Regions from separate parts of the Mus musculus genome. Here regions 2 and 3 are each linked to region 1. A link is a loop called in an ENCODE intact Hi-C map of the cell type or tissue named here. Cell type or tissue: left cerebral cortex. All regions are shown on one strand.

What was found. Peaks named below come from ENCODE experiments on the same cell type or tissue, not always from the same donor. Only the 100,000 strongest peaks of a DNase experiment are listed, where the experiment ranks them.
Region 2: a loop joins it to region 1, with 3 times the contacts of the local background. A loop is called at or near these places in 6 of 42 quality-filtered maps.
Region 3: it touches region 1 in a loop (3-fold over the local background); 2 of 42 quality-filtered maps call a loop at or near these places.

The regions. Positions count from the first base shown.
Region 1 is chr15:37,452,213-37,460,212 of GRCm38, forward strand. It overlaps Ncald (neurocalcin delta), which reads right to left and starts at 7,170. Exons shown (of 4, transcript NM_001170868.1): 1 at 7,005-7,170. In left cerebral cortex, no CTCF peak of the experiment used is centred here; DNase peaks (open chromatin) are centred at 3,511, 3,796, 4,482, 5,585 and 6 more places; H3K4me3 peaks cover 3,938 bases; H3K27ac peaks cover 3,175 bases.
Region 2 is chr15:37,922,950-37,930,949 of GRCm38, forward strand. It overlaps Rrm2b (ribonucleotide reductase M2 B (TP53 inducible)), which reads right to left. Exons shown (of 9, transcript NM_199476.1): 8 at 6,089-6,202; 9 at 1,003-4,448. The coding sequence ends at 4,296. Among named protein-coding and RNA genes, the nearest start is that of Gm35019, 19 kb to the left of the region's middle. In left cerebral cortex, no CTCF peak of the experiment used is centred here; DNase peaks (open chromatin) are centred at 3,141 and 6,529.
Region 3 is chr15:37,607,158-37,615,157 of GRCm38, forward strand. It overlaps a transcript of Ncald not described here. Among named protein-coding and RNA genes, the nearest start is that of Gm24833, 7.6 kb to the left of the region's middle. In left cerebral cortex, no CTCF peak of the experiment used is centred here; DNase peaks (open chromatin) are centred at 554, 3,294, 3,962, 7,493 and 1 more place; H3K27ac peaks cover 4,221 bases.

The DNA.
Region 1 (8,000 bases):
TGAAAGACACTTTTCCTCCGAAATTATTTCAGGTTAGGCTATATACTTGTATAAAAGCACAAAAGCCCTTTAACCTATATGTTTCTAAAGTCGAAGCCTCCACATACACATTGCACCATTATCTTCTGTATACTGTTTACTCAGACAACCTAAAATATTAACCCAAAGCTTTTGGGCTTAAGGCAACTGTGGGGAAAGGCTCAGAGAGAATAACTTATCAGCCCGGCATAAGGACAGGGGAGAAAGACCCCATGGCAGGGCACTGGAGTCATCTTCAGACTCCGTCATTCACATATTTGACAGTTGGTGCTGGATGTTGGCTGGGACCATCAGCTGAAACAACTATATATGGCCTCTCCATATGTCTGGGCTTCTTCACACATGGAAGCTGGGCTCCAGGGGTGAATATAACATATGAGATAAATAAATAAGAGAGCTGTAGAGAAAGGGGAAATTGTATCTTTTAATGATATCCCCTTGAATTTTGTGTAGCATCATCTCACTACAGTCTCTTAGTTGGGCCAATCACAAGCTCCTTTGCGTTGGAAGGGGATACAACAGTCTCTTGATACAGAACGACGATATTTCACAAGAATGCACAGGAGTGATTAGGACTTCATGACCACTTTTGGAGATTATAACCTGCCACAACCTGACACAGCACTTCTAGGAGAGAATCTAGCAAATTCCAACTGGATGGGTAGAGCTGCATAGTGAATAAAGCCAGGACTTTGGAGCCAAACACTACAGGTTCCGCATAAACTCTGGTGATACTGGGAAGTTTGCTATGCTCTCTGTCTCTCTGCTTCCTCCACTAAAAAACCGGATGGCTCAGGGAGAAATAGATACTATGAAAAGAACTCAGAAGTCTATACAGCTTCCTTAGAGTTATCTATTATTATAACACCAGGGATATACCTTCTCTACCCCTGAAAATGCTTTGTCCAGCCTCTTGGGTGGTGTTGGCATCACTGGCAGAGGCTTAAACAACTCACAGCAGGTCAAACTATTGAGTGCCTAGTGTCTGCCAATTACTATTGGAGGGAGTTGATTCCAAAACCCCATGAGATAGGCACTAGTATTGTCCAAATGAGAAAATGTGGCTTTTGTAAAAAAAGAACCAACACAAAGTGGTAAAGACAGGACTTACACTCAGCCTAACTTAGGAGGAGCTGGAGTCCCTGGGCACCTGTGTGAAGCAGCATTTTTCTCTAACCAGATTTGTGAGTGAGTGGAGACAGAAAGCATTGTGTCTGCTTACTGAAGCAGGGAGCTTATTCTTAGTGGTTAACACAGAAAACATGGGAGATATTTGGGTACCAATGTAAAGTTTACTTCTAACGAGTAATGTGGGTCCTATCTTTTGAATAACCCCAAGTATTGGCATAAGAGTAAATTATTCTCTTGGTTACTTATCTTCTGAATGAGGGACAGATAACCTTTGGCCCACTGGGAACACAGGCTTGACATACTCACCTGGAATCTCTGATTCAAGCAGGTGGAAAGAAATGGCTCTTTTTGCTAGGTATTCAATAGCTGCCTCTTCTAAAGTTTGATTCTGGAGTAGAATCTAATGTTTTCCAGGCTACTTGACTACAGTACAGTGTATCCATGAGAGAAGGACTCCTGGTTTCTTGCTCCCTATACAGCCAGACTGTAAGTGGTCAATGGTGGGGACCTGACTTATTCTTTTCCACATAGTATTTCTCATGCCTAGTCTAATATTGGTACATAACAGGTGTTCAGGATTTACTGAATGTATCAAAGGCTGAAGGGTCAGTCAAGAACTCAGAGCCACTACGGTTCTATGTTCCAATGGTAGACACCATTCAAGGGTCACGGTAAGGAGGGACCCAAAATGCCTAAAGTAATATGATGCTGCAGAAGCCACCTAGTGAGTGAGAATGGCCGATCCTGCTGCAGCTGATCCAGGGTGTGACATGGGAAGGTAGGGGGTGCCATTACTTTTGTGGAACACTGTTATTGTACCTTCAAGATGCTGTAAATTTGATGGTCACAGAACTGATTGTGGTCTATGGAAGTCTCCTTAGCATACAGTCATACTCTTTGGCATTTATGTCCAATACACATATAATAGAAACAAAGACATTTCAGGGTCAACATTTAAAACGTTTACCTTGATGTAATGGTTAATTTTGATTGTCCAAGTGACAGGATCTAGGATCAACTAGGGGACAGATAAGTCTATGGGCACACTTGTGAAGGAGTTGCCAGATTGGGTGACTCGAGGTAGAAAAATCCATCCTAACTGTGGAAGGCACCATTGCATGAGCCAGGACCCTGGACTAAGTAAATTGGAGGAAGCAAGCTGAGAAACAGCATTCATCTGGGTCTACTTCCTGACTGAGGATGTAATGTGACCAACTGCCTTGTGGTCCCGAGGTCATCCTGTCTGTGCCCTGATGGACCACATACCTTTAACTGTGAGCCAGAATAATACCTTTCTTTGTTTTGTTTTGTGTTTATTTTGTGGGTGTTTTTTTTGTTTGTTTGTTTTGTTTTGTTTTTGAGATAAGGTTTCTCTGTGTATCCCTGGCTATCCTGGACTCACTGTGTAGACCATGCTGGCCACAAATTCACAGACATCCACCTGCCTCTGCCTCCCAAGTACTGGGATTAAAGGCATGCACCACCATGCCTGGCCAAATCCTTCCCATTGTTGGGTATTTTTGTCACAGCTACAGTAACCAGTACAGCTGCTTAAGGAAGATGTACAGGCCTCGCTTTGCTGGAATGCTGAGCAGAGCTCACTGACTGTGGAAAAGCATCCGATTAAAGCAACAACTGGAATATCTTTCATATTAGCAATTTCTTGCCTGCAAATCAAATATAGGACTTTATCGTGACATGAGTCTATTCCATTCTAGATTACCATGGAATAATTTAATTAAAAAATTGTCATTTCTATTTATGCACTCGTGTGTGCCTGTGTGAGTGTATGCTACATGTGTACAGGTGCCTGTGGAGGCCAGAAGAGGCTGTCAGATCCCCTGTAGCTGGACTTACAAGCAGTTGTGAGCCCTTTGACGTGGTTTCTGGGAACTGAGGTCCTTTAGAAGAGCAGCAAATGCTCTTAAGTACTGAGCCATTTCAGCATGACATTAATGGCATCTATAGATATATTTCACAAAAGCTATAAATTTAAGCACAGAGATGAGAAACTATTGGTCTGGAGAATGTAGCACCAGTGGACTTAATATTTATCATATAATTTCTGTATAAAAGTCTCAATAAACACTAACTTTTATGGCATCTCTTATGGAAACAATAAAAAAATGTTGAATTTTGTAAAGCTGTTGCTAGTTGCTTTCCATCCTAAGATGCCATTTAAAGAAAAGTCGACTTCGTAAAAAATCACGACACATTCCTTTCTGCGCCGAAGTTTCCAGCACCTCCATCAAGAAGCAGAGGACAGCTGGGGATGTTAGACTTTCTCCAAGTTTCTCTGCAGGTTGCCACAGAGACTCAGGCTCCAAGCAGGTGTTTTTCCTAATCCAAAGAGCAAGAACTATTTAAGAACATCCTCTTTCGTAATCCCTCTGAGACCACACGAAAAATTACTCAGCTTCCATTTCAAATGCAAGGGATTTGGATTTGGTTTAAACAACAGCTTGTGCAAAACCATCTTAACTCCATTCTTTTACACCAGTATGGTAGGAGCTCATGTAATTGAAAGGGCGGCTTTGGTCTCTCTAAACACAGGGCTGTGACAGCAGCTAATGGACAGCAAAGTTCCCTCATCTCACAGAGGAAAGTCAACACTATTTTCTTCTCATTCAAAACAATGTAGGGAATGAGAGCTTTTCTGACACCCGACACTACACAATGACACTCACACCTCCTACTACACAATAACACTCACACCTCCTTCTTGGCCTTAGCTATGTCTTGCATCCAGTTTGGCTCTTCTGGGAAGTGTCTGCTTTTCCCAGCATGCTTCATGAAAGCACCGTCCACTTATCTTCCCTGTGTGGATAAAGGTCTCTTTGTAAACAGCTATGGTCCTCTGTGGCACACGGTTTGAACTTGAGTGACCTGTCAATAGTGTTTTCCTCATAACCCATATCTACCCAGGTAAGAGTTCCTTGTGCAGGTAACAGAAGACGAGTTAAGGGTGGCGGTGGTGGGGTATTAAAGGTAAATTGCAGATTTAGCAGCTGAGGGATCTTGCCATCCCCGTCTGCACCAGTATTTAGAGTGTACTGTGAAGTTCTCAGGGTCCAAGAATAAAATCAGATGCTGTGGAACTGAAATAAGGTTATGGACTTTGTCCAGGGGGTTCTATGTCCTTTGGCCCCACAAGCTCACATATTAGTTACCTCCAGAGCAGACAGAATCCAGAAGAACCCCAAGAACTTGGGTGGTTAAATAATGTCATCTTTATTTCCACCAACCCCAAACTGAAATTTAGTATTTCTTTCCACTAAAATGTGGGTCACAAACCACAGTGCCAGGGATGTTGCCAAGACAAATCGCAGATATTTGCATTTCATATTGCAATTCTTAGACTAACTCTATTTCAAAGCAGCCTTCACGCGAAGCACTGCCTCATTACTGTGGTAGCTATTGCACCTGCTGGTAGGGTATATGACTTAATAACATATGAACAAAGCAATTATCCTGTCATAATGAAAAGATAGTATATTTTATTTTTTATTATTTTGTATGTTTTGAAATTATTCTATAATAACTTTATCCCTCCCATTTTCTTTGCTCCCTCCAATACCTTCTGAATCTCCCCCCTTCCCCTGCCCCTCTCCCCTCCCTGCTTTCTTTCAAACTCATGGCCTCTTTTTCTTTTTCTTTTTTTAAAGACACATTTTCATGAAAAGTAGTTTCCTTTGCAACACAGCATACTTTGTTTTATGCACTTCAGATATCATTCTGGAAAAGAGTCCACAGGTAGCACCAGACGGCCAGACGTGCTCGTGGCACTGAAAGGGTTAAGGCTTCCTGAAACTAGACCCAGAGCCTTTAATAATTCAGCAGCCAGGTTTCTAGAGTCAATCATTCCATGCTGGCATCTTCTGAGGCTGAAGCACTCTTGACCTTGATAGCAGGCAGCACAGACTCGCTGCTGCAGGGGGATGCTCCTCAGCCCCCTTTCCTTATTTAAAAAAAAAAAACAAAACAAAAACAAAAAACCAAACCCTTGGCTCGAGGCTTTGAAAGTTCTTATTTTCATCAGGGAGGCTCTTTTCCCAACTTTTTATCACCGACATTTTGCCACTAACACCGACTCTCTCTCTCTCACAGTTTTGATTGTTGGAATCCAGTCTCATGCATGAGGGCATGAGGATGTCGTACATAATCATCTTGTGAATTTAAAACCAGGGAGAGAACCAAGAAAAAGAGTGAAGATAACAGTCGACACAAGAAAAGTTAAAGCACCAAGTGTATACCACGAGAGATGCCTTTAAATGACAGTGCTAGCTGGTCCCCCCATTCTCAATTGAAATGTCACACACCAGTTGACTCATGAAAGTGGTAGCGTCTGGGTTACAAGAACATGAGGTCAGTTAAATGACTGGAAGACGTCTTAGTAAATACATGTATGTACAAGCACATCAGACAGTGGACAGTCCTAACGGAAGCTCTGATCAAAAGGTCCATTCACTGAAAGCTGCTTGGAAAATAATTGATTCAAGCAGTTATTCATTTACTGCTGCGGCTACAGGCTCTCAGAATTCTCACCCAACGAGAGCAAAATGTAGAACCCACAATTCTGAGCCTAGTAACAGAAGCAAAAAACAATGTATTCTTTCACCAAACTAAAATATAACTATATCGTCAACCTACTGTCCAAACAATGTATTATTTCTCCAAACTAAAATATAACTATATCATCAACCTACTGACTGCATATATCGAGTGGAGCCAGTCTATCTATGCTCCTTCAAATGCTGGTTCTATTTCAGATGGCTGTCTAAAATACGCCTCGTTTCTGTTAAATCTGTAAGATCTAGAAACCTGTTTATCCATCTAGGCTTCTGTTTGCTTCAGAACCTGAGGTTTCCTTGAAACTTGGAGCTGCAGAAGGAGCTAGCAGAACCACAGCAATGCACACACAACAGCCGGAGCAATCCTTGCTCATCAGTTACCAAATCACTCACACAAGACCTGGAGCAAATTTTTATCGAGCATCCTCAATCTACATTTCAGTTAGGGAAGACCTCACATCAATGCATATTTAGTTCCAGGCTAGTTTCTTCTCAAGATAATTACTTTTAAGAATAAAGATCAGAACCAGCTTACAGGACTCCTTAGAAAAGGCCAGTCAGTCCCTCCTCTTCACCAGGGTTTTCAGAGAGAGCGAGCCACAAAATAGCACTTCACAGTAACACCCACAAAACAACCACACGCACACACATAAAGGTTCCACCCCGACTTCCTTGGCATATTGCAGATTCTTTTCTCTAAACAGGAAGCTGTTGACAGTTCCCCTCTTATTTACAGAGTACCAAAAGCCCCCTTTACAATAATAACCACAACTTTCAAAGTCTAGAGTCTTTTCTCACGGTTCCCATTGTTGCTAATTATACATGCTGCAAATGAGGTAGAAACCAAATTCCAGACTGCTGTGGGCTGACGCAGAATCAGCAGCAGCAACAAGGAAAAGTTAGCTGCTCCCTCCAAGGCGGTGCTGGAGTTACCAGACCCCAAACAACACTGAAGGAGGGATTCCTAGAATTCAAGGGAGCAAATTTGGCTCACGCTGCAAAATGAGAATTTCTAAATAATGTATGTTAGCAAGCATTGCGCAAGAAAGATTACATTTTAACCTACTTCATGGAACACTAATCCAAATTTAACCAAGTTCCAGAGACTGCCTGAAATTCGTGACTGGAAGCTGCTTCACATTCTTTGGCTCCGTTCGTCAGTAACTGCTCTTGAAGGCAAAGTTGTAGGAGGTTAAGAGGGGAGGGAAAACCATCAGGGGCTGTGAAACCACGTAACTCCTGTGTATAAAGCAAACCGATTACCTCACGCTGAAGAAGTGGGGGTTTAGTAGTCCATGCTCCTGCAGCCCCTGGGAAGCAACAACCACAGCTGTAGGGACAGCAACAGCGGCGGCGGCGGCAGCAGCAGCAGCAAGGTCCAGCATCCACCAGATTCTCACAAGCCTTTGACTGTGCGGACTCAGCCACAGACTCTGCCTCTGGCTGACGTCAAAGTCCCTGTCACATGGCCAGATAAAAGCCAAGAGAGCATTGGTTGTCGTAGCAACCACAGACTGGCTCTGAAATTATTTCAATAGGTCATCTGTCACTGATGTGTGTGCTCGTGTGTGTGCATATCTGTGTGTGCATGTATGTATACACATGGATTGCAAAACCATTGTGAACAGTGCCCGGCAGATAATTTCAACCCTCAAAGTTGTGACTCACGAGTGCCTGCAACTTTCATCATTAAAGCCTGCTTGTCCTTTCTCTGGTTGCCAGAAAATGCATGCTGTGACCCTTAGTCTTACTATCACAGCACAGAGCCCCTCCCCCTCCAGTCAAAAAAAGAAGCTGAAAACATTCATGAGGTGGTTTTCTTAGTGAATTAAATTCCCCTCTAAATAAACTGAGAGAAAACAGCTTTCAAGAGATTGTTGGTGGAAAAACTGTATATTCTTGAAACTGAATCCTCATCGGTGTCCCGAGAGCATGCCGATGAAAGATGGTGTGGCTGAAGGAGCCTGACAGGAAGGAAGCATGCTGCAAAAAGCAGGGTAGATAAAGCCAAGTCGCATGCCACCTAAGATTCCTTGCAAAAATGATGACCAGAACACTTCCACAAGGGCACAACTTTAGAAGGACCTGGAGATGATGAGAAAAGGGGCCAGACCCCTCCGCAGGTCCCACACTCTACCCTCCCACGATTCTCTGGTCCATAACGGACTGAGGGAGTTTCATGTTGAGTGACTGGTTCGGCATCCCACAGATGGAATCTCCCTACCACAGAGGAGTCAACAGTGCAGCCCACCTGTTCCC
Region 2 (8,000 bases), 470 kb after region 1:
TTGCTTTTTGGTCACAGTGATTCATCACAGCCATTAAGACCCCAATTAAGACAGTGGAGAATGGAGAATGGATTTACCAGACAACTGCAATAGGACTGCCAGATTGTGCTGTGTTGAAGCAGACAATCATGAGTTTATAGAGAATTAATCTACTTTGATCCATTATATGACTTCTTAAGCATTCTGATGTGTTACTGTTGTGTATGTGTGTGAGTGTGAGAGTGCACACTGCAGGGCATTTGTGGAGGTCAGAGGACAACCATCAGGGAGTCAGTCCTTCCATCTTTATGTAGGTTCTTCGGATCTAATCCAGTCACCAGGCCTGCATAGCAAGCACTTTCACCTGTTCAGCCATCTCACCAACCCTATTCTATGACCTTTTCTTTACAGCATTTGACTTGCTACTGGGCAGACACAGAAAACTAGGATTGTTCCATTGGAGTAGTGCTGGAGAACTTGTTAGATTTGTGTATACTTGATGAAATACAGGGGAGGAAGAGTTCAGGAGATTGGAAATAATAATTGGTAGTAACGTGGTGGATGAGGGAGTTCTCCACTTTCCTGTTGAGTCAACTCTTTATACAGTTCCTCATGTTGTGCTGACCACCACCATAAAATTATTTTTATTTCTACTTCATAATTGTAATTTTGCTACTGTTAGGAATTGTAATGGCAATATTTTCGGAGTTAGAGGTTTGCCAAAGGGATTGGGACCCGCCGGTTAAGAACTGCTGGTCTAGAGGGTCTTAGAAGAAAATAAATGAAACAAAAAGAGGAAGATAGGGTGTGGGCCTGGGCGAGTGAAGGGTCTGAGAGTCGTAGGCAGATGTCAGAACTGTGGTGGCTTGAATACCTGAACAAATCATATAAATGTGTTGTACTGACCTGAACGCACAATTAGAAATACAATACACTCCCTTCGGTTGACACTGAGGGAGCCTGTACAAACCAAAAACATTGTCATACCCATTTAAAAATGTACAAAATGATATAACTACACAATTTATTTCAGTAAACTTTATTTTAAAAGTCATAATTTTTCAGAGCAAAAAAACCTCAAACTCTACATGCAGAATTGGTTTTACTACCATAATGTATTTTAACAAAATATATTTAGGAACACCATGTCTAATAAACTTGTTTAAATAATTAGTAATTTAGTTAAATGATCATTACCAGCCCCAAGTTCTGTCTGAGCTGGGTGACAACTCCCTCAGTGAATTCAAAACATGATTTTTGACTTTAGAACTAATTTGTCCTGAATGTAGCCCATCAAGAGTTTCCATATCAATGAAGTGACATTGGAGTCTTTGCTTAATTGTGAAAAAAATCTGGAGTCTTTGAAAATGACATAATAACATTTAAATATAAAATACAAAATTTTGAATATTAAATTATTTTTAAATATGAACACTACATTTCTTCATGCACAGAACATAAAGTGGTAGCTGGGCATGGCATCACACACCAATAACCCCAGGGACTGGGAGGCTGAAGCAAGAGGGTTATGTGTGAGATCCAGGCCAGACCACATGAGACACCAACTAAAAGAAGGAAAATAAACATAATAAAGTAGCTACATAAATAGAATCTGGAGATTTTTAAATGAAACAACTGTAACAGGTTCAAATAATAAGATATGGCTGGGAGTGATCTATCCACAAAAATAACTCTTAATTATTGAAACTCAGCCCTGCAAAAAATTCATCCAAAGTTCCTCTACATCATGATTCTAGGTGTTGAAACATTTATTTAAACTATGGTCATAACAAAGCTGTTTATCATCTTGAAATATAAAAACATAACTCTAGGACAAATTGCACTTCTTTGAAACGCATGTACTGTAAAAAAAAAGAGAGAGAGAGAGAGAGAGAGAGAGATGGCATTACCTTGATTTTTTTGTTATCTGTGAGATATTAAAAAGATATTTTATAACTTGATTTTTCCATATCTAAGAACCAAAATACTAAACATAATAAATAAATGTGCAACCTGGAGGCACTGAAGGGATACAGAATACTGAGAGTAGTAATGTAACAGTGTACTAAGAATTCAGTTTTTCAGAATTAAGACTTCTTTCAAATACAGTTTTGCTTATTGCTACTATTAACATGTATCACATAAAGGTTCCTGTCACTACTTATGAAGAACCGGGTTTAAAACTTTGAGAATGTACACCTTTAAAACTGTTTTCTTTCAGTCTGTGGTAATTTAAGTTTTAGCTGTTTTTGTATAATAGTGGATGAATACCTTGGAATATACTACCCACATACCCCGAGTTCTATGATATTTTGATACTCTGTTATAGTAGTATGCAATAGTTTAATTAATGAAAGAATAGACAAAATAAATCATGATGGATGAAGTTTAAAGGATGTAACAGTCTCAACATATTATAGGACAGTGCCTGTAAAGTTAAGTTTTTCAGCTTCTCTGATGCCTTCCTTCCTCTCTCCATGTTTTAGTAATAGCTACTCTGTCGTGCTTAGAGGGCTACTGGGTGATAACATGACAAATGGGAAGCACAGAGCCATGTTTCATTTCTGGTGCTCCCTTTAACAATGGAAGTATGGCTTGCATTCATTTAGGATTCCGAGTTTTGATCAGATAGTTGTAGAGCAAATAGAATAAAAACTTCAACAGAGATAAACCTCTGAATTTCAGCTGCCATCATTTTATTTGTACTCTGTGTGTGTGCATATGTGTGCATGTACAGGTGGTGTGTGCGTGTGTGCATGTGTACGTGTGTGCGTGTGTGCTATGCTAGGGATCTGGATTCAGGACCTCACACTTGAGTAGCAGGAACTTTACTGAGCCAGGGACCGGGTTTGATGGGGTTTAGGCTTCCTCTTGATACTTTCCTGAAAATGAGGAAGGGCACATTGCCCAGGTGTCCTGGCTCCTGGCCTCTCTGCATCTTTCTTAGAAAGACTTCCATCTCCCTTATAGACAGTCCATTAAAAGAACATTCCTTTATAACAGTGTAGAGACTTAAGAGTATAAGGATATAAAGATGACGTCAACCTTAAATCACTTTCTCAGATTGGCACAAATCCAAAATGGTTCACTAGTCCCTCCCACCTCCCTTCTTTTCTCCATTTCCAGTGTGTATAAATGATTCTAGGACAGCTTTCCCCAGTGCACTCAGTAGCTGTGGGAGGTGCTGACAGCCTTGTGTTGTGTACATGTGGGCAGCTGCTTTGCAGACTGCATTCTAGGCAGGGATGGAATGCTCAGCCTTCCCCAAGCCCACTGACTGCATCTCTTTTTCCATCACAAGAACTCTGAAGATCTACCAGGTTTGAGAAGACAACTTTGAGAAATGCCCATCAATCCAGGTTCTAAACACCCCTGGGCTGTCCCTGGCAACAGTTATCCTTTTAATTCCTAAAGAAGAATCACTTTGCTTACAAGAACCACAACCATGGTAACCTGGAGTCTACTACTCCATAAGCCTCCCACGATAAGCAATTAAGAGCTATATATTATTTCTTTACTGCAGATTAATGAATTCAAAGCAGTTGACAAGAATTATGATCTCTCTAAGGAGACCCTTATATTCCTCCTGCAAACATTAAAACCACAAAGATTCAATGAATTCTTTATCTCAATCCACCCCTCAGTCACTCTCTGGCGAGGAGTGGACTGCATCACAACGCCACTGTACTTGATCTTCTCACTAATATTAATTAGCAGGTGAGGCAGTGGAGATAAAAGTATTAGATAAACAAACTATTTCTGTATATTAGCCCTCTGGTCACCTCCATGAACTTGGGACTTACTATTATACAAATTTTACAGATAAATATCCTGACGTTTACAGTGACTAACTGACTTGCCAAGGTCACATCAAGGAGTAAGCCAGAATATCAAGCTCATACCTGACTCCTAAATCTATGCTCTTAATGCCATCTTAAGTGCTTATGACAAAAAGGAAAAAAAAAAGACATATTGGTCACACTTTCATTGTATAAATAAACTGAAGTACATTTAGATAAAATTAAATCATTTAGAATTTAGTTTTATATTTCCTTCTATTCAAATTCTCATTCCCTTAAATGAGATACTGAAAGTTTCAAAAAGACAAAAATAGATTGCTATTTACCAACAACAGGTTTCCATGTGTTTTGTTTGTTTTCGCTGTTCTGTTGCTTTTGAGATAGATCTCAGTATGTATCCCTGATCATCCTCAAACCCAGAGATCCACGTGCCCTCAGCTTCCTCTGAGGACTGGACTAAGGCATGTACTACCACAGCCGAATTCTATAGATTTTTTTTTTTAAATGAGGAGGGCTTTAGAAATCTGCATCCAAGGTGAAGACATTATCTGTGGTTTCGGCCATGACTGCAAATCGCTGATACTCAGAAACTCGTTTCTCAAAGAAATTTGTTTTCCCTTCTAATGAAATGTTCTCCATAAAATCAAAGGGATTTTCTGCCTGAAAAATCTGGAAAGAAAAGAAACGCCATTAGACATTCTAAAGAATCCAAATTAAATCTCACAGCAAGGGCAAAATGGCAAAACCCAGAGGGCAGGACTCCACTTCATAGTCGCCTACAGCCACACTGCTCCACTAAGGTACTGAGGGTTTCTGATGGCTGTTCCCAGTTTCATTTAAAGTTTCAAAGGTTTTTGCAAAACCATTTTTTCCTTATAAAACAAGTCTCTGTCCTACAAATTTTATGTATTTGTCTGTTTATCAGAGATGGGGCAGGTACCCCAGATTGGCCACAAACTTTCGATCCTTAGAAATGTTAGAGTTACAGATAAACATCACACATCTAATGTGTCCCTTGTATTTTAAAAGTAGATTAATGTATTACAAATGCTTTTGTAGAATCCAAAATAAATTCAAGACCACCCAGCCCCTCCCCCCTCTGAAGGGACTTCCAGACTGTATAGTTTCCGTGGTCAGAATGACCATGTCTCTTGTGTTTTGGTTCAGATAGTGCCTAGATTATTATACCACCCTGAGGACTAAGTTTAGAGACCCTGAATAATAACCACAACAAAAATAACAGTTTTCAGAAAAATTCCTCTACCCCACCCTACACTGAATTCTGAAAAAAACACAAACCACCCTGACCTTGTTGCTAGAATTACTCTGATGTTAATAGCCGTGACATAATAGCTGTGATGTTACTAGCTGACCCATAAGTTCAAAACATTCTGCTGCTTTGCTGAAAAACCACAAGAGCAGGCAGAGTGAGGGACTAGGCCAAAGGGTTACTTAGTCACCCTATACAAACCAACCAATGTCTGAAAGGGTTACTTGCTACACCAATTAGAATAAGCCAGCTAGCCGGGCAGTGGTGACACATGCCTTTAATCCCAGCACTTGGGAGGCAGAGGCAGGCAGATTTCTGAGTTTGAGGCCAGCCTGGTCTACACAGTGAGTTCCAGGATGGCCAGGGCTACACAGAGAAAACCTGTCTCAAAAAACAAAACAAACACACAAAAGAATAAGCCAGCTAACCTGTTGCCTAAATCTTCCCTTTAGAAGGTATAAAAAGTGTGTTCTTTGTTCATTCGGGGTCTCTCCTCTGGCCTGCGTGCTGAGACCGGTGGGGGGGGGGGGGGCAACATGTTGGATTAATAAAAACCTCTTGCGGTTTGCAGCGATGGCAGTCTCTGTGGTCTTTATGAGTGAGGGGTTTTTGGCAGACTCCAACACTTTCAGTAAAATTAACTTTAGAGACCTTATTTGCCTATAACATTTTATTGGTAGTATGGTGGTTTGAATGAGAATAGACCCCAGAGGCTCATATATTTGAATGTTTGGTTTTGAGCTGGTGAGCTGGACGTATGGACTGTTAGAGGAGGTGTGTCACTGTGGATGTGTTTTTTGAAGTTGTTTTCTCTGCTTCCTGTCTATGATAGATCAGGATGTAGCTCTGAGCCCCTGCTCCAGCACCAGGCTTGACTGCCTTCTGCTCTGCTCCCTGCATGACAGCCACGGACTCACCCTCTCAAACTGTAAACAAGGCTCCACCACGTGTTTTCTTTGATAAGCTGCCTTGCATCTTTTCACAGCAATGGAACAGTAACTAAAACCACTAGTCACATGTTTTAAAACACTTTATTTACCTTTGAGAATCCAAGTTCTCCAAGTAATCTGTCAGCTACAAACTCAATGTACTGTTTCATCAAAACACAGTTCATTCCAATGAGGCCAACAGGCAAGGCTTCTGTTAAAAACTCCTGGAATGCAAACAAAATCAGAATAAGGAACAAAAAAATAACAATAAAATAAGCATACATTTCCCAAATATAAAGTATTATGGTTGGAATCTGAAATGCCCCCTACATGTTCATGCGTTTGAACATTTGGTCCCTACCTGTGTAGAAAGGCCATAGAACCTTTAAGAGCTCAGACTTGGCTGGCAGAAATAGTTCGCTGGGTGTGAGCTTGAAGGCCTTTTCCCCATCCCAACTCTACTTGCTGGTCTGCCAAAATCTAAACAAGCTGTACTTTAAGCTCCTACTAGAACCTTCCTTGCTATGACAATATCTTCTGAGCCATGAACCAAAATAGGTACTTCTTCCCTTAAGTTTCTCACAGAGGAAGTGACTAACATGGAGGAGTTTAGAATTATTCATACTCTAGACACTGATTTTACTCAAGGCAAGGTATGCCAGAATAAATTTAACATGACACATGATAGTCATCTGTTTACAAATGTTTGGGATAGTATTAATCGTATGATTTCACATTCTCGGGGCACCAAAGTTAAGTAGAAAATAGCACATTACTGGATCCTTCAATGTCTAGGACCTAGCTTCTAGATCTCCTCAACAGAGAAGAGGAGAATGCTTTATCCTGCAGACAGCTCTACAGACAGCTCTACAAAGACCACCACCTTGGCAGCATGACTGCAACAGGAGCAGAGAGAGAGAGACATCGGTTCCAGAGAGTATGAGAATGGACAGACATGGATTTGGAGGTTGGAAGATAAACTGAAGTCCAACTGAAAGACAGTGAGTGGTAAAGTGGAAATGGAGAAAAGTGGAAGCACATTAACCATGAAATTCATCTTCAAAGTGGTAGAAGATGCCAAGATGTGCAGCCTTCCCCTCACAGCATGAAAAACATCCTACAAAGTACGTACTCTTTAAAAAGAAGGTAAGTAAATTTCATTTTTAAGTTAGTTCTTACGAGTGATACAAAACACATGTAAGTAGATTATCAAGTTGTCTCTAGTCACAAAGCTTTGCAGGTCCTAAGCTAAGTTTACCTCACTAAGTCACTTACTTACTCATTTTGTGACTGTTTAGTTTGTTTTCAGCTAGGCAAACTGCTATGTTATTGAAACTATGAAACAAAAACTGCCATTCCATAGTAAAGAATATAAAAATAAGGGCTGGAGAGATGGATCCGCAGATAAAAGCACTGGCTGTTCTTCCAAAGGCCCTAGTTTCAATTCCCAGCACCCAGATGGCAGCTCACAACTGTCTGAAACTACAGTTCTAGAATCTGACACCCTCATATATACATATATGTACATATATACATACATGCAGGCAAAACACCAATGCACAGAGAAAATAACAGACACACACAAAAACACACATACACACACATATATACAATAGTTAAAATGTCTGTTATGGAATAATACTTAAAAGATACATTAAATATAATTATTTAAATTATATATTTATATAATTTTATAAAATATATATTTAAATTAATTTAAAATAAATTAAAACAAAATATAGCCCTGAAATAAACCAGGTATACAAAAAACCCTGATATATAATGAAGACTAACTTAACAAAATTACAAACTGAGGTAACAACTTCAATACATCACGTGTCAGTACTCTCGTGGTTGATGAGAACCAGCCGCCATAGGCTCATCTATTTTGATACTTGGTCCCTAGTTGATGGGATTGTTTGGGGATGATTAGGAGGTGTGGCATCGTTAGAGGAAGTGTGTGTGTGTCACTGGGGATAGCCCATGCCACTCCCAGTTAGGCCTTTTTGCCTCCTAATGTGG
Region 3 (8,000 bases), 150 kb after region 1:
ATGGTGGGAGCATGGCAGCATCTAGGCAGACATGGTGCAGGAGGAGCTGAGAATTTTACTTCTTCTTCCAAAGGCAAACAGCAGAAGACTGACTCCTCAGGTAGCTAGGAGAAGGGTCTCAAAGCCACACCCACACTTCCTCCAACAAGGCCACACCTCCTAGTAGTGCCACTCCCTGCCAAGCATATTTAAACTACCACACTTGGATTTAAGAATATCTAGCGTGTGTGTGTGTGTGTTTGTGTGTCTGTCTGTCTGTCTGTCTGTCTTTCTGTCTATCTGTCTGTACATAGTCTAAGTTTTAAGACCCAGGTTCAGATATAATATAATATAATATAATATAATATAATATAATATAATATCGTCAGAACGCCAAGGAGATAGATGCTGTCTTCAAGTCTGGGTTTATGTACACACGACTGATTCAAAGAGGTTGCTCTGCAGTGATGCTGTGCTCCTACAATCCAGACTGAGAAATGAGTCACCATGACATCAGGGTTGTTCTGCAGTGATGCTGTACTCCTACAATCCAGACTGAGAAATGAGTCACCATGACATCAGGGTTGTTCTGCAGTGATGCTGTGCTCCTACAATCCAGACTGAGAAATGAGTCACCATGATATCAGACACTTCATCAAAGTTCCTCTACTTGGTTGTCTCTAGGCAACATGGGGCTCAGTGCAGCCACAATTAAAGTTAGAGTAGCTGGTGTGGGAATGGCTGCTGATCATTGCAGTGTCAAGAAAGAGCCAGGTGGGCCCAATGATGCATTCAAAGTGGGCATTTAGCTTACTTTCCTCCCAAAGCCTACAAATGACAGTAAAAGGATTTTATTACAGGCAAGCACCTACAGGGACAAAGAAGAGATAACAACAGCGATGAATTTTGGATGCTGGAAAGCAGATGGGCAAGTGGTAACTGATTCAACCAACCTGAAAATGTCGGAGGAGGGAGGGCGAGAGCGAAGAACCACCAGACTTGCATTGTGTAACCAGAACATGGCTCGGGGGCTTGCAGGACTAGGTATCCTGAAATCAGGGTTGAGAGTGAAACTAAAGGCAAAGGGGATGAGAGTCTCATCCCGAGAGTCTGCTGGACCAGATGCTCTTTCCCCAGGCAGCTAGACAACCAACCAATAGCCCCGTCCCCCCAAACCTGGCTCAGCCTAGGATTCTGGCTCTGCAATGGGATTCTGTAGTGGCTCAACTAGTAGCCTAATATGTGTCTCCGTGGCTTGACTCTTCCACAGAAATACTGTTTTTTTTTTGTTTTTTTTTGTTTTTTTTTGTTTTTTTTTTTTTTGTCAGGGAGACTTGCTTTGGTTCCTGGGACATGGGCAGAAGTGACAGTGAGCAGTGTCTTAGCTTTCAGCATAAAAGATATTGTACTTCCATCCACTTCCTGTGTTGAATTTCTGATATAGCTGTGAGAAGAATATGTCCTGGCCACCTGCTAGCCCAAGAAGAATGAATGTCTGCGAGGCAGACCAGATCTGAGCCCATGGCCAGGAGCCAAGCACAGCTAATGTGCAGGCTCATAAGCCAGATGCAAGCACCTGTAGCTGTCATCTGCCCCTGAAATTCTGTGGGATTTGTTCCACAGCATGGTTGGCAGGATTGAAAATATGGACCTAGAAATAGAATGTGGCTGTAATGAAAACAATAATATATGCTATTGACATTGGGAACAGGTGGCAATAGATCATAAATATAGTGTTCTGCAGTATACATTTCTATGCTAAAATATAAGGAATAAAATAGAATACAAGATTATAACCCATGTTGACACCTACTCCCCCCCCCCAACGGAATCATTGTTATTGATAGAAACCTGAGAGAATTTTAATCTTCTGCATGTACCTAAAGCTTTGAGAAAGAAGGCCTGGAGAAAAAATATTTACAGAGCATGCTAGATAATTTTACATCAACCAGACACAAGCTACAGTCATCAGAGAGGATGAAACCTCAATTAAGAAAATGCCTCCATAAGATCAGCCTGTAGACAAGCCTGTGGGATATTTTCTTAATTAGTGATTGATGTGGGAGGATCCAGCTCATCGTGAGTGATGCCATTCCTGGGCTGGTGGTCCTGGGCTCTATAAGAAAGCAGGCTGAACAAGCCATGATGAGCAAACCAGTAAGCAGCATCCCTCCATGGCCTCTGCATCAGCTCCTGCTTGGCTTGAGTTCCTATCCTGACTTCCTTCAGTGATAAACAGTGACATGAAAGTATAAACTGAATAAACCCTTTCCTCCCCAAGTTGTCTTAGTCATGATGGGTCATCCCAGCCATAGAAAGCCTAACTAAGACACAGGGTGACTCGAGTGGGCTCAGCAGTCTCAGGCCAAGGCAGTAAGGAGCTTACAAGTACAGAAGAACGGGGAGAGGCCCTGCTCCATAGGCGTGTGGAAAAGCCATACCACCCTGGCCTCTGTGTAAGCCTGAGCCATGGCTCTTTCTTCCTATGTCCATCAGTGGCAGCTTTGACTTTTCCCGGCTTGGTTTGTGGCATCTGTGTTTGAAAGGCTCTTGAGGCTGCCTCCGGAGCCTCCTGGAACTAGTGCCTCAGATAATTTCTCAGGGCCCAGCACTCACCTGCTGTTTAATTAATCAATTAATTAATGGTCCTAAACAAGTCATTTCAGCCCACAGACTTGCATTCCCTTGACAAATGTCTCTACAATGGCTATTTGTCCTAACTCTCAAACTACGGAAGCATGAGAACTCCTTAAGTTCAGAGTGTGGAGCCCCAGGTCAGGCCACAGGAACTGCTGGCAAAGTGTAGACTGTACAGGAGTGAGGAGAGGGGTTACCTGGTGTGGGTAGTGTGTTTAAAGACTTATTTCTAGCCATGAAGAGAACTTTAGTTGGTCATCCCATCTAAAAAAGAAGACATTTCTCTTTAGACCATCCCCAGGAAGTAAGAACAGGGCTCATGGTACATCATGAGCCAGTTATACCTAACATGTGAGAGCCCCCTTCCCCAAAACTAGATGAAGAATGGAGAAATGCCTCTCTAGCTGAATGTATGTATGCATGTATGTATGTATGTATGTATGTATGTATGTATGTATAGGGCAGTTGACTTCTCACTGGCTCACCCATAATGCACCCTGCTGCCAGGGTGTCAGATCCAAGTTTATCCCTGGAAGATGCTGGCCAGGAGTGCAAGTGGAAGCTCGGAGGAAGCCCCATATGGCTGCTCATTCTGAGGCAAGCGAGAACATTCCTGTCCATATGAAGAATGTAAATGTCAGAGATGCAGAGCTGCCAGTCCATCAGATGAAGTCGCTAACAATTCACATCTTCCTAGGCTTCTGCCTCAGCCTAGACCAGCTGGAACTCCAGCAGGCTTATAAAACACCTCTCCGCCAGCCATGGACCATGCTTTCTGATTCCAACACACCCTCTCCATATGCACTGGCTTGCTGAACCACATTCCCTTCTCTTCCCTAGTTTCCCTGGCTACAAACACCAGGCAAAGCCAAGGGGGCAATGGCAATTAGATACAGCACAACCCTCAATGAATAAAAACATGTCTAACTCGGAACCTGCCTGCTTCCCATTGCTCATCATCTCTGAGCACAGCTGCAGAGCACACGAGTGACCTGGGGCTCATGCAAGGCAGGTCTCATCAGCCTCCAGCACAAGACTACATAGGCAAACCCCATATCTAACACAGCATGGGTGGAGAGAGGGCAAAGGGAATAGATGGGAGAGATTTGATATGAATAGTGTGACCAGACAGATGTAGGGGTGGATAGCACTGAAAAGTACGTTGAGTTGATTCTCTCCAGGGTGGTAACATAGCAAAGAACTTGATCAGATTAGAATAGAGCCCTCTATGTGGCTTGTTGATTGCCTGTGTGGGCAACTACACCTGCAGAGCTGGCTAGAGGCCGACAGCCACAGGATGCTTCCTTTCCTAACCCACACCTTCTCCTTCCCACAGTTCCCTTCTGTCTCCTGCATGTTTGGAGGAATGTGGGTGGGTGTGTATCCTGGGTACCTGGGAAGGAGCCCAACTTTCTCTTAGTAAGACTTCTGCCACTGGATTGGATGCAATGTCCTCACTATGTATAATGTTGCTGTAGGGACAACCACACGTTCACATTTGAAAGAGGCACACTTTGCTTCCAAACTGAGTAGTTGGGACAGAAGGTCATCCTGTATTGCCTAACTCCTCTGTCCCAGATGAACAACAGTCATTTCTGGTATGAGTCTTCATGTGGCCACCTCTGTGGCCAACTCTTCCCAATTTAATGCTCACTGTGGAAAGCAAGAGATTGCCACAGTCTCAATGAAGTCTTTGGGATGTAAGTCAAGTGATAGATGATGGTTATTGGGACTATTTGTTATGAAAGGTCCTTCCCAATCATGTTTAGACACCTGGTCTCTGCCTGGCATTGAGATAGTCATTAACTGTCCCCAGGAAGTAAGAGCAGGGCCCATGGTGTATCATAAACCAGTTAGAAAATACATGTGACAACCTGCCACAGACTGGATGAATAACAAAGAAATAGCTCTCTAGCTGGGCCAAGGGAGTATTTATAGGACAGTTGACCTCTCACTGGCTTACCCATAATGCATTAACAAATGACAAGTCCAATAAGGATACCCCAGTACCCATCCCATTCCCACCATGAGACTCTTGAGAGACCACTGGGCAGCACACTGGCATGTCTTCCCTCCCACTCTCCAGAGTCCTCTCTTACTTTTCCTTAACTAATCCAGCTTCACTCTGCCTTATCTTCCCTTATTCTTCTTGAGCATGAGATAACAAACTTAGAATGTGTCTTGGGTGACCAGCTTTTATTGGGTGACCATTGGTTCAGCACCCTAACTTCACAAGTTAAGTTCATCAAGAGCTGAGCCCATTTGCAAAAACTCCCATCAAGGAACTAGGGCCTAGTTGAAGGAAGGTCACTGGAAACTTACCTTAGAAGGTTGTATTGTGTTGCCAGTTCTCTTGTCTATCTCTCTTCTCTTCCCCCAGTCCATACCCCTTCCTTGTTGGTCATTAAGTGATTTCCTCTACCACATGTTTCTGACTCCATGATATCTTGTCCAGGTACCCAGAACCGAACTACCATGAACTGACCTCTCTCTAATGTCCCTGCTCTCCTAGTTGTTCATCAGGTATCAGGTCACAGCACAGAATAATTAAAGGATTCTGACCTTATGCTAGCCATCTTTGTAAGCATTGCTGACCTCCATCTGGAGAAATGTAGAGCCAGCCACTCGGTGACTTGTAAAACAACATGGCTATAAAACAATCACTATAGCCTTCTCAAGGCTGAGAAAAGGAGGCGTCAGGATGGCTCAGCAGATGAGGATGCCTGCTGCCAAGCTTGATGACCTGAGTTTGGTCCCTGGGACCTACATATTGGGGGAGAGAACTAATGGTTTTGAATTGTTCTCTGGCTGTCACATATACACTACAGCATGCGTGCTTACACACACACACACACAGATGTAATTTTTAAAAAGTTATAAAGAACTGAGAAAAATAGCTCAGTGGTAGAACACTGTCCAGCATGTATGAGGATCTGGCTCAGTGTCCAGCACTGGGAAAACAGTAAAGCAAGCTAAGAAGAGCTTGGTAAAGGACCAGGAATTTCAATATGAAGTACTGGGCTGAGGCTTCTGTCGTAGAAACATTTGTAAAAACCCAGGCTCAGCCCTGAGCTTTACTTATGAGAAGTGCTTGGTAAAAACACTCTGTTCTCAATGAACAGAAAGGGAAATAAGATGTGGTGTTGCTCAGCAGCCAAACAGACTTCATAGACACAGCCACCTTTGTACCCCAGCCCTGGGAATGGCTTGCCTTTCGTGAATACACCAGGGGTTTGGCATGATCACATCTGGATGGTCATTTATTGTGTATTTAGCTTATGTCTGCTTTTCTGGTCAAAACCTTCAATAGCTTCCTACTTCACATGACTCTTAACACTGGCTCCTTAATGCTGCCTGGAATCTGTCTCCATCTGTACTTAGTGGCCATTTTCCTAGTCCTCTCTTCCTGTCCTTCATGCTCAGAGTCACATTAAGGGGCCGGTCAAGCAGTCATTTGGTCTGGCACATTAAAAAGGGATATAGACAAATGTAGGTAAACCCTCCATAGTCATTTGATAGCCTTCGGCATTCAAGAAGATGGAAGTGAGCAGAGCCTGCAAGGCCACAAGCTTAGACTAATAAAATATACAAAGCACAGGAGGAGCCATTCTGAGGAATGGAGAACACGGGGTGTCGGGAGGGGAAAAAAAGGAAGTGAGAACCCTGTGCCTACAAGGTGGGGATGGCGTGAGAGGAGAAGCATCCTTACAAGTGAAGAGTTCCTCTTTGAAAAGAGTAGTATCAAAGGCAGCGAGCCACAGAGTCAATGGCTGGGAGCACTGCTCAACAGACTCAAGGGCAGGGAGCACTGCATCACAGACTCAGTGGCCCACAATAGAGCAGGTCGCTGAGCTCTTTAATTGTGTAACCTACCCATGTCGCTCCGATTCTGCATCCTATGAGTACCGTGGACAGAGTAGATATCCTCAGGCATGGCACAGTTCTACAGGCTTACATATAGACATCTGCAAAGGCCTCTTGTTTTTTCTCTTGGAACAAATAAAGCTTTCTAGAACATTCTTATTGTCTAGCAAAGAAGCAGACTAGTCTCTGCTCCTGTCACCTCTAAACCAATAGACTTCACTAACCAGCAGAAACGTCTTTGTTAGTCTTTATTTTTTAAAATTAATTCTTTCAAACTGCAGAGTCAGCCCAAATAGCACATACTTACTAGCAATCAACACAAGAAAACACTGGTTAAAGAGAACCATAGTACAGGGCAGGCCTGTGTCAGAAGGAGCACCCTACTAGGATGCTAGGGCTGGGCCTATATCTTACTCGTCTGAGCTTAAAACAATCAGGATGACTTGGGCATCTCAGGAGTTCAATAAACTGTTCCTGGTTAGAGTTAGTGGAGGATGACAGATGCTCTTAAGGCCAGAATACTCTCTACATTGGAATTCTTAGGTGAATAACCCTTCTCACTCTCTCAGGTGGGTCGGATCACTTGACAGTTAAAACTAATCCCCCAGTCCCTCCTCATCACCTCTGGTCTGCCTGTCCTAGGCCTTTCTATTCTTTCTCAACACACTCCACCACCTCCTACTTTTCTCTCCATACACACACACACACACACACACACACACACACACACACACACAGAGAGAGAGAGAGAGAGAGAGAGAGAGAGAGAGAGAGAGAGAGAATCACTCCATTTGAGGAGAAAGGAGAAAAGGGAAAAGAGAAAAGGAGGGGGGAGAAGAAAAAGAAGAGGAGGAGGAGGAGAAGGAGGAAGAAGAGGAGGACCAGCTCAGCATCCTCCTCCCTGCAGTGTGGTCCTGTAAGCATGCAGATGGAACCTGTTTCCATTTATAGCAGTGTAGCTGAACTAGGAAGCTGTGAGCTGTGCTGGAGGTAATAAAAATGCAAAACTATCATTATCACCATTGATTCAACCCCGAGAGAGCCTCCAACAGGCCACGTGGAAGAGTGAGCATCTCTATAAGCGATTTTCCAAGGGCTGCTAACCCTTGCTAGTAAGACATGGAGCAAAATATGGAGTCTTGTCCCTATAACAGTCTATCTGGCTTCCTATGAGTTCTTGATCCTTTCTGGGCCTCAGTTCTTTGTGTAAGTAGAGCTCAGATCCATACTGGAAATCACAGAAACATTGGCAAAGGAGCTTGCAGCCCACACAGTTTCATTCAAATGTCAGCTCCCACCATCTACTTTCAAATTGCTGTTGTCTTTTGCCAAGTGGACAGTAGCAGAAGCAATAAGGTCCCTAGAGGAAAGAGAGACCATGAAGAAAACATTTCCTTAGGCCCCTTTAGTTAAGCATTAAACGCCAGGTTAGGGTGGGACATAAAGGCACATAGACACACACGCACAGACATACAGACACACACAAACACACACAGACACACACACACAAACACAGGTCT